Linked DNA regions of Homo sapiens: region 1 is linked to region 2. The links are chromatin loops, found by intact Hi-C in ENCODE. Cell type or tissue: prostate gland. All regions are shown on one strand. Links, peaks and the distances in the headings refer to the core of each region. The heading gives the core; the rest is flanking DNA. Region 1 overlaps SYCP1 (synaptonemal complex protein 1). Region 2 overlaps TSPAN2 (tetraspanin 2).

Evidence for each region. Hi-C counts contacts between places; a loop is a spot of excess contacts. Peaks named below come from ENCODE experiments on the same cell type or tissue, not always from the same donor. Only the 100,000 strongest peaks of a DNase experiment are listed, where the experiment ranks them.
Region 1: a loop joins it to region 2, with 4 times the contacts of the local background. A loop is called at or near these places in 63 of 110 quality-filtered maps.

Annotation. Positions count from the first base shown.
Region 1 is chr1:114,976,137-114,983,428 of GRCh38, forward strand. SYCP1 (synaptonemal complex protein 1) reads left to right here. Exons shown (of 32, transcript NM_003176.4): 28 at 1,421-1,480; 29 at 5,200-5,376. Among named protein-coding and RNA genes, the nearest start is that of TSHB, 50 kb to the right of the region's middle. In prostate gland, for the core only: a CTCF peak has its summit at 3,362 (motif pointing right); a DNase peak (open chromatin) is centred at 3,365.
Region 2 is chr1:115,055,263-115,062,554 of GRCh38, forward strand. It overlaps TSPAN2 (tetraspanin 2), which reads right to left. Exons shown (of 8, transcript NM_005725.6): 3 at 6,873-6,970; 4 at 5,202-5,276; 5 at 3,621-3,719; 6 at 2,275-2,346. Among named protein-coding and RNA genes, the nearest start is that of TSHB, 29 kb to the left of the region's middle. RefSeq lists an enhancer at 7,070-7,292. In prostate gland, for the core only: no CTCF peak of the experiment used is centred there; a DNase peak (open chromatin) is centred at 2,935.

The sequences.
Region 1 (7,292 bases), core at 1,802-4,301, 79 kb before region 2:
GTGCACAAGATAGTAGGAAGGATGCAGTATGTATTTGTGATATTATTTCAGAACTTTTCCACTAGAGTACCAGGCTTCCTTTTTATTCAAAAGGCTATAGGCTGATACGTTTATTTAGATCCAAAATTTGGTTACAAGGTTGTCATTCTCTACTCTGGTGATCAAGTCAACTCTCTGTTTGCCAGGCCGTATTATAGGAATATCTTACTTATTCAGATTAAATAGGAACCTTAGTGGTCTGGCCATCTCTTTGGTTTAAGGGAACTGATGATTATTTAGCTACCACTAAAGATACGCATTCTTGTATGAGCTGTTTCATACCTTGGAAACATATATTATATTAGAAGAGACTTTACCAAGATCTCCAGACGAGGAAAAGTCAGAATTGCAGAGACAGTGCAGTTGTAGGCGATGGTTTCTCCCGTCTGTCCTCTAGAAGCCAAGATACATATTCTGAGAGTCATTACGATATTGCTGGTTTAGAAAATGTGCTTTGTCCTAAAAGACAGCATTCCAGCCCCTTAGAGTAGACTCCAATTGTCACTATAACTGAAGATCAACCATTGGTAGGTTATAGGATACATAATAAGAACAGTAAATACTATTGCATCAGTTTACAGCCAGCTTCTTTCATAGTGAAGTGAGTTCTGTGATTAGGAGCAATGCTATGGGAGAGATAACATGGTGTATGCAAGGTATTCAGTGAGGATAGATACTGGCATAGACATCATGGGCGAGTTTTACTGCCTAAAATTCTGCACACTTGGAGATTTTTACTTTCTAAGACCTCTAATACTCCCTGGAGTTGTAAAAATTTTGTGCTTCAGATGGTTGTCATATTACAGGCACCCTACATATTCATTTATGTAGGCCAGGCTTTTCTTTTATCTTACTGAATAAATTCTATCTAATGATATTAGCATATCACTCTTTCCATTCTGACCACAGCTCTCCTTTCCATTTTTATCTTGACTATACACATACCCAAAGTCTAACTGAACTGCACCTTTTCTCAACATGCATAGAAAAATCTAATTCTGCCTGTAAAGGCTCACAATATTTTAGATCTTTTTGCAACTTTTCACAGCTTAGTTACTTGTGCGTATCTCTCATTCTGTAATTTGTTCCATTAGCTTTATTTTACAAATAAGAAAGCTGAGATTCAGAGTTTTAAGAGACTTATTCAAAAGTCCACAGATATACACTAGAGACTGATTAGAATAAAGGAAGAGATAATCAAAACCAAATAATACCTCTGTAGAAAGGAACTAACTTTTCTTTTTTTTCTTTTTATTACTTTATAAGATTGAGAGGTTCGTCATCTTTCTTTGTTAATACTTACTAGGAAAGATTTTGATAATATTCATTTGTGATCATTGTGATGTTTATGTTACTTGTACTTGATATTTATTTTTAATAGGAAAAACTCAAAAGAGAGGCAAAAGAAAACACAGCTACTCTTAAAGAAAAAAAAGACAAGGTAAGAGCATATAATTCTCATAGTTTTAAAATACCAATTCATTTTCTAACTTCTACTTAGAAATGATTTTTTGTTTATAAGTAGGAAAATAACATTTTACATATATCATACAATTTCATTTTCTAAATTGTTTCTTGCTATTTATTAATTCAAAAGCATTTTAGCTAAAAATTTCAAAATTTTGTCATTTGGAGATTTGGAGAAGGTTTCAGTCTAATGCAGAAACAAAAAAGAAGAAAAAAAGAAGGTTTCAGTCTTTCTCTACAATTCTTATTATAGTTTTAATTTAATTAGGTACCTCTGTGTTTCTCTCTTAAGAATTTTTTAATGTTAGAGGCAAAATATTTTCATAAACAATTCTAAAGTTTATTTAGATTATGTCTAATTTTGGGTTTTGAGGGGGCTTAATAAATGACATCCTGTTTTCCTCACTTATATTCTGAACCAATTGAGAAAGACAAGGGAGAATAAAAATAATATTTTTATTATTGAAGACTTTATTAAAAAGTATCAATATTTTAAATACTGGAGAATGCAGTTTATATTTGAAGGCAATAGGATCTCTTAATCTTGAAATCCCAAATTAGACAAATTTATCTTCTGCCACAAGTAGAGCTTGACTAGCATAGGTCTACCCACTTGATCATCTGCTCTTGTAAAACTTAGGGTATAAAGGAGAAGAGCAGAATTTATGTGTAATTCTAATAGTTCTCAAGGGGAGTAATAAGGAAGAGGCTGAGCTGTATGTGTCCAGCTTCTCCTTTTCTTTAAATTCACCAATCACATTAAGTAATTTTTTCTCCCCTAAGGAATCAGGAAGAGGTTTGGAATGTTACCCTAGTGGTACTCCCTACATATGGAAGGAAACATCAGTCATAGAGAAGAAGAATACCCCTCAGCTTCTAACCTATTTGATAATATAGGATCATTGCAGAAGAATTTTGATTTAGCAAATTTTTGGTTAAAATGATTAAGAATTTTCTTTACATATAGTGATATAATCTCCTAAGTTCCCACAGAGGTTGCTCTGATTATAGTTAAACTGGAAGGAAATGACACTCAGAGTAGTTTGAGAACAGTTCATTATATTTTATTACACTTGAGTTAAAAGAGAATAAAGGAAAGATGCACTGAACCTGTGAGTGAATACTGAGTGCTTTGTATGTTCCAGACACTGTGCTAGACACTTGAAAACATTATATCTGAAGAAATTATAATCATAATAAAATTATGCAGAATGGTTAGATATAGACTTAAGGAAGTATCTAATGAATATAAGCAAATTGGTTAATCTCCAATATTCTTTTTTAAATTTAGAATGTCTTCATATTATGAAAGTATGTATCACATATTCTTATAGAGATATTTTGATTCATGTACAATTCTATATGTTTCCATTATCAAGTAGATTAGCAAATGCCATATATTTTATCTGAGAGTCTAGATATATATGTTGGAAAATGAACCATATATATGTTGGAAAATGAGAAAAATGATGAATGAAGAAATTTAACTAGGCTTTTTTTTTTTTTGCTGTGCTTTATTCCAACACTACTGAAACATAAGGCTTGTTAAATTTACCAAACGTTTCTGAGTTTGGACAAGTTACTTAACTTCTTCGTGTTTCAATTTTCTCATCTATAAAGGGATAATAATAATACCTATTTCCTAAAGTTGTTATGAGGATTAAATGAGATGGTATTTGTAAAACATTTAAAATAGTGCTTGGGACATAGCACATGCCTTATAAATGTTTGTTTGAAAAATACAACAGAGAAAATTGTGAATTTTCTGGAAAGGGATAGTTCAGTATTGTCACATGAGAATTTTCTTTAGGCTACCAGCGAAATGTCAAATTCCAGATATGGCCACAAGGTGGTGCAGTGACCTTAAATTGTCATTCTCCTACCTGTAGGGAGGAACAATTTGTCCATTAAAGCAGTTACATTTTGGCGGTTCCAAAGTTTACCCCTGATGAATCCAGAGAGCAGTAAAAAAATTGCTCTCATCAAAATTTTGTCATCAACTATGATGTATAAATATGTAGGGAAAAGGATACAGAAATGCAATTCTGAAAAAATTCATACTTGCTAGAAAAAGGATTATGAAATGACAGATCACTAGAATTACGCAGGAAAGATATAAGCCATCTCATTTAGCCTCTTGATTTATAGATGAATAAATTTAAGCTTGGAGATACTTGAAGATTTACTTAAATAATCCGGAAAGATAGGAAAGATCTAGGAGAAAAGACCATATGATGTACCTGGCTCCTAGTTCAATGATTTTTTTATAGTACATGTAGTTGCCTCTTTATCCTATACTCTAATTTAAACGCACTGAAAGTTCAGCCACCATGCTTTCAAATTTTGTCCTTGTATTCCCTTTTTGTGTGTGTGTGCTCTAGAGAATTCAGAGAAAGGAGAGATGTTCTCAGAAGAACATGGTCCTGTAAAGGAGGGCTCTACAATGAAAGGCAGTAGGAGAACTGAAAGAACACGATTCTAGAAAAAGGGGAATTTGAGTTTCACAGCTAACTAGCTGTGGAATTGAGTAAATTAACATGCCTCAATTTCCTTACAATTTCCTTATGAATAATTGCCACGATTGTATTCGTGGAGATGGTGGTGACCAAAGAAACTGTAAAATAGAAAGTGATGAGCATGAGTTTCATGTAGAATCCCACTAAAGCAACTATTACTAGCTTTTACTAGAAAGTTAGGTCAGGTGCTAAAAGAAGCTGTATACAAAGGTAGAGTGAAAGAGAACTGAGGAAACTGAGTTGAAAAAATGTCAAGTATTTAGAGTAAACTTGCAATTTATTTATTTAGAATTGAAGCAAATAGCCATTTTCTCAGTTTTTTTCCCTGAAAATTTTTCTCATTCTTTACTTTCATAATTATTCTCCTTGCTTTTGGAGGCAAGTTAGGCTGGTGGATAGGAAAAGGCTGATATTTTTATAGGTGAAAAAGAAGAAGTATCAATGTATGAAAGAGAACGAATGAAAGTTAGAATAGATTTCCTTCTGACTTTTAGGCTATTGTAATGAACCATAGATTAGGGCTTTTTGCCACCAGGAGTAAAGATTTTTTTTTATTTTTTAAAGAGAATCCTCAACTTTTGGTCAGAGAGTTGAGATATCTTATTTGTTTTCATTTTTAAAAATTTAACTTTTATTTTAAGTTCAGGGGTACATGTACAGATTTATTATATAGGTAAACTTCTGTCATGGGGGTTTGTTGTACAGATTATTTTGTCACCCAGGTATTAAACCTATACCCGTTAGTTATTTTTCCTGATCCTCTTCCTCCTCCCATCCTGCATGCTCCCATAGGCCCCAGTGTGTTTTGTTGTCTCCCTCTATGTGTCCATGTGTTCTCATGATTTAGCTCCCACTTATAAATGAGTCCATGTGGTATTTGGCTTTCTGTTCCTGCATTAGTTTGCTAAGAATAACGACCTCCAGGATATCTTATTTGTTTTCATAGAGGCTCTGTGAAGACAGGCAGGGGCAGATAACATTTGCATCTTAAATGGACAAGTAAAGTGACAAAGAAGATAACTGTAACTTATTCAAACTTATCTAGTCAGTGATAAATTTAGGGATAAATTTGCTTATTTTGTTGTGAATTCTACTAGTTGCTGCACTTTAATTAAAGAAATAAATAATTAATGTGACATTTAGTGATGGTTTTATTCATTCTTGTTGTTCAATGCAGAAAACACAAACATTTTTATTGGAAACACCTGAAATTTATTGGAAATTGGATTCTAAAGCAGTTCCTTCACAAACTGTATCTCGAAATTTCACATCAGTTGATCATGGCATATCCAAAGATAAAAGAGACTATCTGTGGACATCTGCCAAAAATACTTTATCTACACCATTGCCAAAGGTTTGTGTCTAAATTTTCCATGTTAGTAGTAATTTTTTAAATAAATAAATAAAGTTCTGTTATCACCATATATCTGGCATCACGCACACATATATAACTAGTTTCTTGAAAGTTTCAATTTTTTTTGTGGTATCAGCATGAAATGTAAAGACAAGGTCTTGCTGTGTTGCCTAGGATGGTCTTGAACTCCTGGCCTTAACTCATCCTCCTGTCTTGGCCTCCCAAAGTATTGGGATTATAGGTGTAAGCCACTGTGCCTGGCCTTCAACATGAAATTGTTTCATTTTTTTCGATCACTGTCCACAACTTAATGTCATCTTGGGCAGATTTCATAACTTAATAGTTATTTATCAGTGTTTAAGGCCCTGACACAGGAAATCTGATTCTGACTTGACATTTTATAGCATCACCACAGTTACTACTTCCCTTTGCTGTTTACCCCAATCATCTTGCATCTGTAGTCCTTGGCAGTCATCTTGGAGCAGATGCCTCTAGCAAAGTGGCTCAGTTCTGACTGTCTTTCATATAGCCACTTAATCCATGGGGAATTCATACAACTTTTCCATGCTAAATGGCAGTGCAGATGCTTTACTTTTGATCTCTCTTACCTCTCTCTCGTTTCCTTTTCCTCTCCTCAGCTAGATACAAAGACAAACAAATTTGCTGCCTACATTCATATCTAACTAGGGAATGAGATGCCAGTCTTTCTTTCTTGGAAGCACTCCTAATATTCTTTATAAAGATGCTCTTGGAGTTCCTGCCTCACTTGTCTTGGGAGTTGAAAAGGATCTCAATTGTCTCCATCCCACTAAGTTTAAATGTTACGCCTTTTCCTTCTCAGTTTCCCAGTTGTGTTTGATGGTGTCTGCAAGGTGTCTGCAAGTCTCTGAGACTTTGTTTTTCTTCATTTTTTTTCTATTCCATATCAGTTGAATTATATTCAGGCTCATGGATTCTTCTTCTGCTTGCCCAAATCTGCTATTGAGCCCTTCTAGTAAATTTTTCATTTCAGCTATTGTATTTTTTAATTCCAGAATTTCTATTTGGTTCTTTTGATAATTTATTTCTTTTTATTGATATTCCATTTAGTGAGATGTTGTTTTCATGCTTTTCTTCATTTCTTTGACATAATTTTCTTTAGCTCTTTGAACATATTTAAAATAGCTGACTTTAAATCTTTGTCTAGTTAAGTCCAATGTCAAGGCTTCCTCAGGGAGAGTTTCTGTTGTTTGTTCTTTTACTTTTCTATTTGGGCCATACTTTCTTCTTTCTTTGCATGTCTCATATTTTTTGTTTAAACTGGCCATTTAAAAATATAACAACTCTGGAAATCAGATTCTCTCCTATTCCCATGATTTGTTGTTGCTACTTGTTGTAGTTATTGTTTGTTTTGTGACTTTTCTAGACTAATTCTGTAAAGTTTGTATTTTTTGTTGTGAGTGCCACTAAAGGTTCTCCTTGATTAGCTTAGTTTTTAGCTAATGTTTGGACACAAATTTCTTCAAATGCCTAGAATGAATAAATTTCCCAATCTTTGTCAAAGGTCTCTATTATATGTGTATAAGGGCATGCTTTCAACACTTAGCCAGGTAGTTGACAACTCTGCCTTAGCTTTCCATTCCTGCTTGTAGAGAATCTCAAGATTAGCCAGTGGTGAAAACTTAGGGCCTTTTCAGGACCTTCCTGAGCCTATAGATAGCCCTACACATATGCGTGGCCTTCTATATTTCCAGGAATATATCAAGGCTTTTCAAAGCTTCCCCATGGATATTTCATTTCCTAGCTTTTCTTTCAAGGTTTTTGGTTAGTCTTTTGTTTGTCCCAACTATTCATCACTGCTTCACGTTGCTGCAAAGTTAAAACGTTTGTTGTTTTTGACAAATTCTGCCCCCTACTTCACACACACACCAAGGAGA
Region 2 (7,292 bases), core at 1,742-4,241:
ACAAAAGGTATATTGGCTTTAGTCACAAAAGGAATACATGCTTCTTGTAGAAATCTGGAAAAGAGATTTTTTTTTTTTTAAAAAGAAATGTCTGTATTCTCACCATAAAAGGTAATAAATTTGTTGGTGATACTTACACACACAAACACACCTACACCCTTAGGTCATTCTTTATATTCAACAGTGAGCTTTTTAAACTTAATATTACAACTTTAAAAATGCCTTGTTTCACTAAAAATTTCTTTGAAATCATGATTATGATGATTATTTTTTTTTTTGGAGACAGAGTCTCGCTCTCTCACCCAGGCTGTAGTGCAGTGGCGCGATCTCGGCTCACTGCAACCTCTGCCTCCCAGGTTCAAGTGATTCTCCTGCCTCAGCTTTCTGAGTAGCTGGGATCACAGGCACATGCCACCACGCCTGGCTAATTTTTGTATTTTTAGTAGACGGGATTTCACCATGTTGCCCAGGGTGGTCTTAAACTCCTGAGCTCAGGCAATCTGCCTGCCTCTGCCTCCCTAAGTGCTAGGATTACAGGTGAAATCATGATTCTTAATGGTGGTAAAACATTTCATCATATGAATATACTACAATTTATCCAAACAATCCCCTATTGCCACATATTAAGGGTCTGTCCAGTGTTTTGTTCTTATGAATAACATGTAATGAGCATGATTTGCACAAAAACGTCTGTCTGCATTTCTGATTCCTTTTCCTTAGAATAAACTCCGAGAAGTGGAATTTCTGGATAGAAGGGCATAAACATACTTAATCCTCTAGTCTTACATAGTCATACTGACCTTTAAAACTATTTACTAATTTCTCTGAAAATGCTCACGACATCACGTTTACCAAAACTGTGTATTATTGTTAAGGGAAAGGAAAAACACTTGGTCAATTTCATAGATTAAACAACAGCATCTCTTCATTTTAATTTGCTATTGATTTTAAATATTACTTTTAATTTTCTATATTTTCTATATGTTTAATGGTAATTTGGACTTTGACTTTTGTAAACTTTCTTTCTGTGTCCTTGGCTCAAATCGAAACTTCTTGAAAGGATGCTCTCTCTCCTCACATCTCGCTCTCTGAAACCTGGGCTCTGTCCTCAATCCATCCCTCACAGCACGTCACCAGTTGGTTCCTTGCATGCTAAATCCTGCCAGCTTTTCAGCAGTTATTAGTAGACCTTCTTAGGCTTTCAGTTCCCCACACAAACCATGTCATTTCTGCCTCTGTGTTGTTGCTTACGCTGGTCTCTCGGCACGCAGGCCTCCCCCTCCCGCTTTCTGCCCAATGCTTGCATAATTACTTTCCATTCTTGAAGATTTAGCTGAGACATCATTACCTCTGTCAGCCTTCCCCATCCCCCAGCCTCTCGCCTCTCCTAAGTGCGTTTCCCTCTGTGCTTTCCGAGCACGTTGCACATTCCATGCATTCCTAATCACTGGACCGTATGGACTTCATGTTCATCCCTCCTATCAGACTGCAATGCAAGCTCCTTGTGAGTAGGAACTTTTTCTCCTTCTCCTTTGCATCCACAGTGCCGAACATAAGGTAGGCAGCTGATCAATACTGAATTGCCCTCAACAGCAGCACCTGGGCCTGGTGACCATTCCCTCCCCTTCCCGTGCTGTCTCCTCACTTGTGTCTGGCCGCCCCTCCCAGTTTCCTTCTTTGGCATCTCTTCTTTTGCCCACCCTTAAATTGTCCCCCAAGGATCTATCCTCATCCTTCTTTTCTTCCAAGTCTAATGGATCAAATCCGTATTTATAGCTTTAAGTTTCCCATCAAGTGCTGACACTCAGACCTCTCTCCTGAGCCACAAACCAGATTTTCCAACTGCCTACTGGATATTTCCATTTGGAAGTGCCACTGGCTCCTCAAAATCACCATGTTAAACACAAAGCTCATTTTCTTTTCTCCACAATTGGCTCCTTTTCCTCTCTCCCTCAGCTCCATAAATGACACCATCATCTATGTAGGTGGTGAAGCCAAAAACCCAGTAATGGATTCTCCTCTCTTCTCTGGTCACCACTCCTGTAGTTGTCACTTTCTAAAGGGCCCTCTTTAACATCTCTTGCTAACAACAAGGACAGCAGCCTTCCCAATGGGTCTCTCAGCTCAACGCTATTCATTTTCCATCAATCCTCTATGCTGCCACTAGAGCAAATTCAGTAAAATGCAGATCCCATCCGAGATTCTACCTTCAATGGCTTCCTAAGCTAGCAGCATGATACTACAGGTAGAGTAAGAACCTTGGTAGAAGCTTACCTTGTGTCCTAGAAGCTCCTTTGGGCATGTAGGTTGGACCTGTTCGGAGCTTTCTTTTCCACAGCACTGAAACTAGAGAGTCAGAAAAGAGACTTCAGGACCAGGCGGGAGGAGTAGCAGCTACAAGTCTGGGCACCCTGCTAAGGACTGGGGTGCCGAGGCGGCAAAGCAGCTCCGAGGCCCAGTCACTGCAACCCAGACTGCTATTTCTGGAAGGAGAGTGAAGAATCACATAATCATGCTGGCAAAACAAGAAAATGACTTCGCTAAAGCCATCTGAGTTTATGATGGGAAGTGACTCAAGGCAACCCAAACAAGGCAAGAAGCTAATTGACAGTGTCTGTGTAAATTGCTACTTTTTAGAAAGGGGTTGGGGCTTTAGATTCCTTCTTTCAGACTGGGAGTCATTTAACCTGCTGAGGAGCTCAAGTTTTATGAGCTGCAGAAGGACTCATTAGCTGGGAATAGTCTGGGGAAGAGGGGAGAAGTGGCTGCAGGAAATTCCAGGGTCCAAAAGACCAGATTTGAAGATTGGCCAGCAAACAGGTGTCCTGCTTAGGCTAGCTGGCCCTTTAAGACAAAAGAACCTGTGTGCTGCTTCAGGTCCTGGCGGCAGCTGAGGTGAAACCGTATAAATGTATAAATGGTGGCCACTTTCCAAGACATACTTGTCCTAGACAAGAACTAGGTACCTGAAAACACCTGGCCCAGGAATTCACAGCTACTTCTTCATATCACAGTGTCTAAAAAATCAGAATAACTCTGGCCTGGCCCATCTCCTCTGTAAGCCTTCTGTGATTAACTGCATGTAGCTCTGAGCACTCCACGGACAGCACAGTCCCACTGAATGTTCCAGAAGGGAGTGTAGCCATCTCCTGTGACCCTTCATTCTACAAATGAGGGAGCTGCGTGGGTATCAGGGAGGCCAAGTAACTTGCTCAAGGTCACAAGGCTGTTGAATGGTAGAGCTGCAGCTAGAAATTAGCTTTTCTGACTTACAGGTCACACTTGTTTCTGTTACACCACAATGCTACCCTCTGACAAAGCCTGCTATTTATCTGGGCTCCTTTCTCTGTAACCTTGTTTGTGCTCTTTTGTCTCTTTGGGGCATGTGTCTTTTGGGTTCATGCTCTTCTGTCTCTCTTGTGAACTCTGTGTGATAGACATCTTTCCCTTCTAGGGTTCCACACATAATGCAAACTGTGGCCCTCAAAAGGGCTAAAATAGGTGGTGCTACTTGGCTTTACTGAATTTATTTTTATTTTTAATCCTGGTGATTGGTGAGAACCTGGCTCACACATAATCTTTAGAAGCTGTGATTTTAAGGAAGAAGTGAAGTTACTCACTGTTGAGTGGAAGGTGATGAGTGTCCCATTGCCTTTTCCCCTGTCTTTAAGGTAATCATTGTAAGCCTCTTCATACATGGTCTGAACATGTCGGATAGCCTGAAGAAATACAAGGAAAAATGAAGGACTTCTGGGTGGGAAGTTTCAAACATTCTCCTTTCATCAAGGAAAATCTCCTCTTCCACACCTTTGAAAAACACTGCCTTTCTCATAAGAATGATACAATGGACTTTGGGGACTCAGGGGAAAGGGTAGGAGTGAGGTGAGGGATAAAAGACTGCACATTGGGTACAGTGTACACTGCTCGGGTGATGGGTGCACCAAAATCTCAGAAATCCCCACTAGAGAACTTACTCATGTAACCAAACACCACCTGTTCCCCACAAAACCTGTAGAAATAAAAAAAAATACTGCCTTTCCATAGGTATTTTAGGATAATTCAGCAACATATGGAGAAGATTATAGTTTCTGGAGTTTCTAAGATGCTTTTGAGGATGGAAGGACAGACTAACCAGAACAGTTTTCATGGACTAGAAAGATTTCTGACAGTTCCCAAGCCCAACTGGGCTTCAGCATCAACTGGGCCCCAGATTCCTGGGCTCCATCCAGATGATTTGGATGCATAGCTAGGATCCGGACTTATACATTCCTGTTACCCCATTGGTTAAAAGCATTCAAATCTTTTTATGACGTGGTTTAAAAGGTATTCATCACCAAGGAAAACTTTCTACATTCAGATATCATATAAAGCTTAGAGAATGCTTTTTCTAGTATAAAAGCTTGTGATTTCAAATCCACAGATATCTCAACAGGTCCTAAGATTCCATTCTACTTCTGTATGTAGCTGAATTTAAACTAACCTATGAACACAGCCAGTTACTTTAGAAAAATTCAAAAGGAGGTGACATTTACTATTCTACATGTTTACTGTTTTATAGTCTAAAATAAGTTCAGAAACATAATATTAATGACACAAGAGTTAATGTGAAATACACCAAACTTAAGTTTCCATTCTTCCTCCTTTTCCATTCCATTCTCTTCTATCCCACAGTGTGTTTTACAGAGGAAGAAAGGCTACTTCCTCTGTGTGTCCCCCCGATAACCTATTCTGGACACCTAGAGTTGGGCAGCAAATATAAACTGGCTTCACTAGCCCACAGCAGTGTAGGCTCTGCTCTTTGAGAATGAAATGGACCCATCCAGGCCAATCCTTAAGGACAAATGGCAGTCTGACAGGGGATGAGAATCTAGATTCTTTCTCAAGTCTGTACTCTAACTGTTACCCCATTTCACAATGGGGAAGAATCTTAAATTAGAGATCCTTTTTTTTTTGGTTTTATTATAGACCACTTCATAAGTCTAATGGAAGAGATGAACTATCTCCCCAGAAAAATGTGAGCATGTATATATGCCTGCACACTCATATACATATATGCTCAGTTCTGCACACCACTTCTAAGTTAAAAAGTTCTGTTTAAACTATAATAATGGGGATTATTTGGTTTCTTAACACTATTGTGGGTATCAATATTCTAACACTTTTAACCATCATAGAAAAACATTATAAGTAATTTTACTTACTACCCCCTTGCCTATAAAAGCAAATACTCCAGTGGTTACTTCAGCAGCAAATATCACCAGGAGGCAGGTAAAAAACTGTAGAGGAGAGAAAATACTAATTTCATTAATTTAATACCTTTTCAATTTATATATTTTGCACCTTAGTTTCCTTATGTAATGGCTGAATCGCTTTCATGTGGTTCATTCATTCATTCATTCATTCAGCAATTGTTTATTAGGCATTTATTCTGCACCAGGTACTGTCCTTGGTGCTGACTATTCAGTGGTGAACAAGATAATATCCAAATGTCTCTGTTATCACGGACCTTGGATTGGACAGAGGAATATACGATAACTGTGTAAAGAAGTTAAAAAGTGAATAAGATAAGTTCAGGTAGTGATGTAAAAATCCCACCACCTAGAACACCACCTGGCACCTACGTGCTTAGTAAATACTTGACGAACACAAAAGACCTAGAAAGATATAAAATAAGGTCAGGAGAGGGAGCATCACTGATGCGGCCTGGGCATGGGGAAGGGGGTGACTGGAGATTCTGTGGTCTGGAAAGGCTTCTTTGAGGAGATGAGGTGAGGGGTGTCCTTCTGGATGGATTTCTGTTCTGGTCTATGGATTTGCTCTGATCAAACTAAGTTCAGTGATAAACAAGACAGAAATGTGCTCAACAGTAGGAGAAAGAGAAGGAATGAATGGCAAAGAAATAAGTCAGACATTTCACATAGCAAGAGATCAGAGGCTACGGCCAGAGTTAAAAATCCAAATATCACAATAAGTAATGAGAGATGAGAGGCTGCCTATTAAAACTGCTGTTTCTGACTCCCTGTGGAGAAATATCAACACTTTCTCTCCTCCTGCCCCTCTTCTTCCTTTCTGTTTCTCTCAGGCTACACTGACATAGAATGTATAGCAGTTAATTGAAATTATTTGATTTTTGTTTTAAACAGAGGTTGCTTGTTAAAATAAGCCACAAGAGGGATTTTGGTTAAGTTATTGATCTCAAACATAAATGTTTTCCTTGTAGATAACAGCACTTCCCTGGCTATAGAAACCTTTTAGCTGCCTCACCCACTGTGAAATATTTTTTTTTAAAGAACAATCATAGTCACCCCTTACAATTACTAAGTACTTTTACTCCCAAAACATCTTTACACCAATGACGTCATTTCTTTTCACACTTCCCATATAAGGCAGGAACAAAGATAATATTTTTTTTCTTTTTTCTTTTTTCAAGACAAGGTTTTGCTCTGTCGCCCAGGTTGGAGTGCAGTGGTACAGTCATGGCTCACTGCAGCCTCCCAACTCCTGGTCTTAAGTGATCCTCCTGCCTCAGCCTCCTGAGTAGCTGGGACCACAGGTGTGTGCCATCACACCCGGTAGAGACTAGGTCTCCCTGTGTTGCCCAAGCTAGTCTTAAACTCCTGGGCTCCAGAGATCCTCCTGCCTCAGCCTCCCAAAGTGCTGGGATTACAGGCGTGAGTCATGGCACCCGGCCCTAGTTAGTATTATTCATATATAAGAGATGGAGAAACCAAGACTGAGGGAGGAAAAGTGCATGCCAAGGGCTCAGAGAGTCCACGGAGGAGCTGGAGCCAGGGGCCAGAGGCACTGACTCCCTTCAGATGCAGGCCGCTCCCTCACCCCCACCCCACCATTTACCCCCTCGCCCCACTTACTGATCCAAGCACACATTGCGACTCCCGCATGGCTCCGCAGCACCCGAAGAACCCCACGGCCATCATCAGGGCCCCGGCTCCAACCAGAACATACAGCCCTGTGGGGAAGAGGTCAGAGGAGACCACTGAGAGCCAACCGAGTGCCTCCACGACCAACTAGGCTTAAGACTCTGGGCACTGCAGAGCATTCTAATAGTACCAAAAGGAGGTGCTATTCTTACTGCCATGTTTGACACGGAGGAACTGGGCCCCAAAAGGTAAAGCGATTTGCTTAAGGTCATAGAGCTGGTGTTTGGCAGAGCCGGGAGAAAAATAGCCATGAGCCTCAAAAGCCTGCCCAACACTCCGACTCTGTCTTGCATCTCTAGTGATGGAGGCAGCCATCATTCAGGTGGGGATTTCACTTACTGCTTAGGCAAG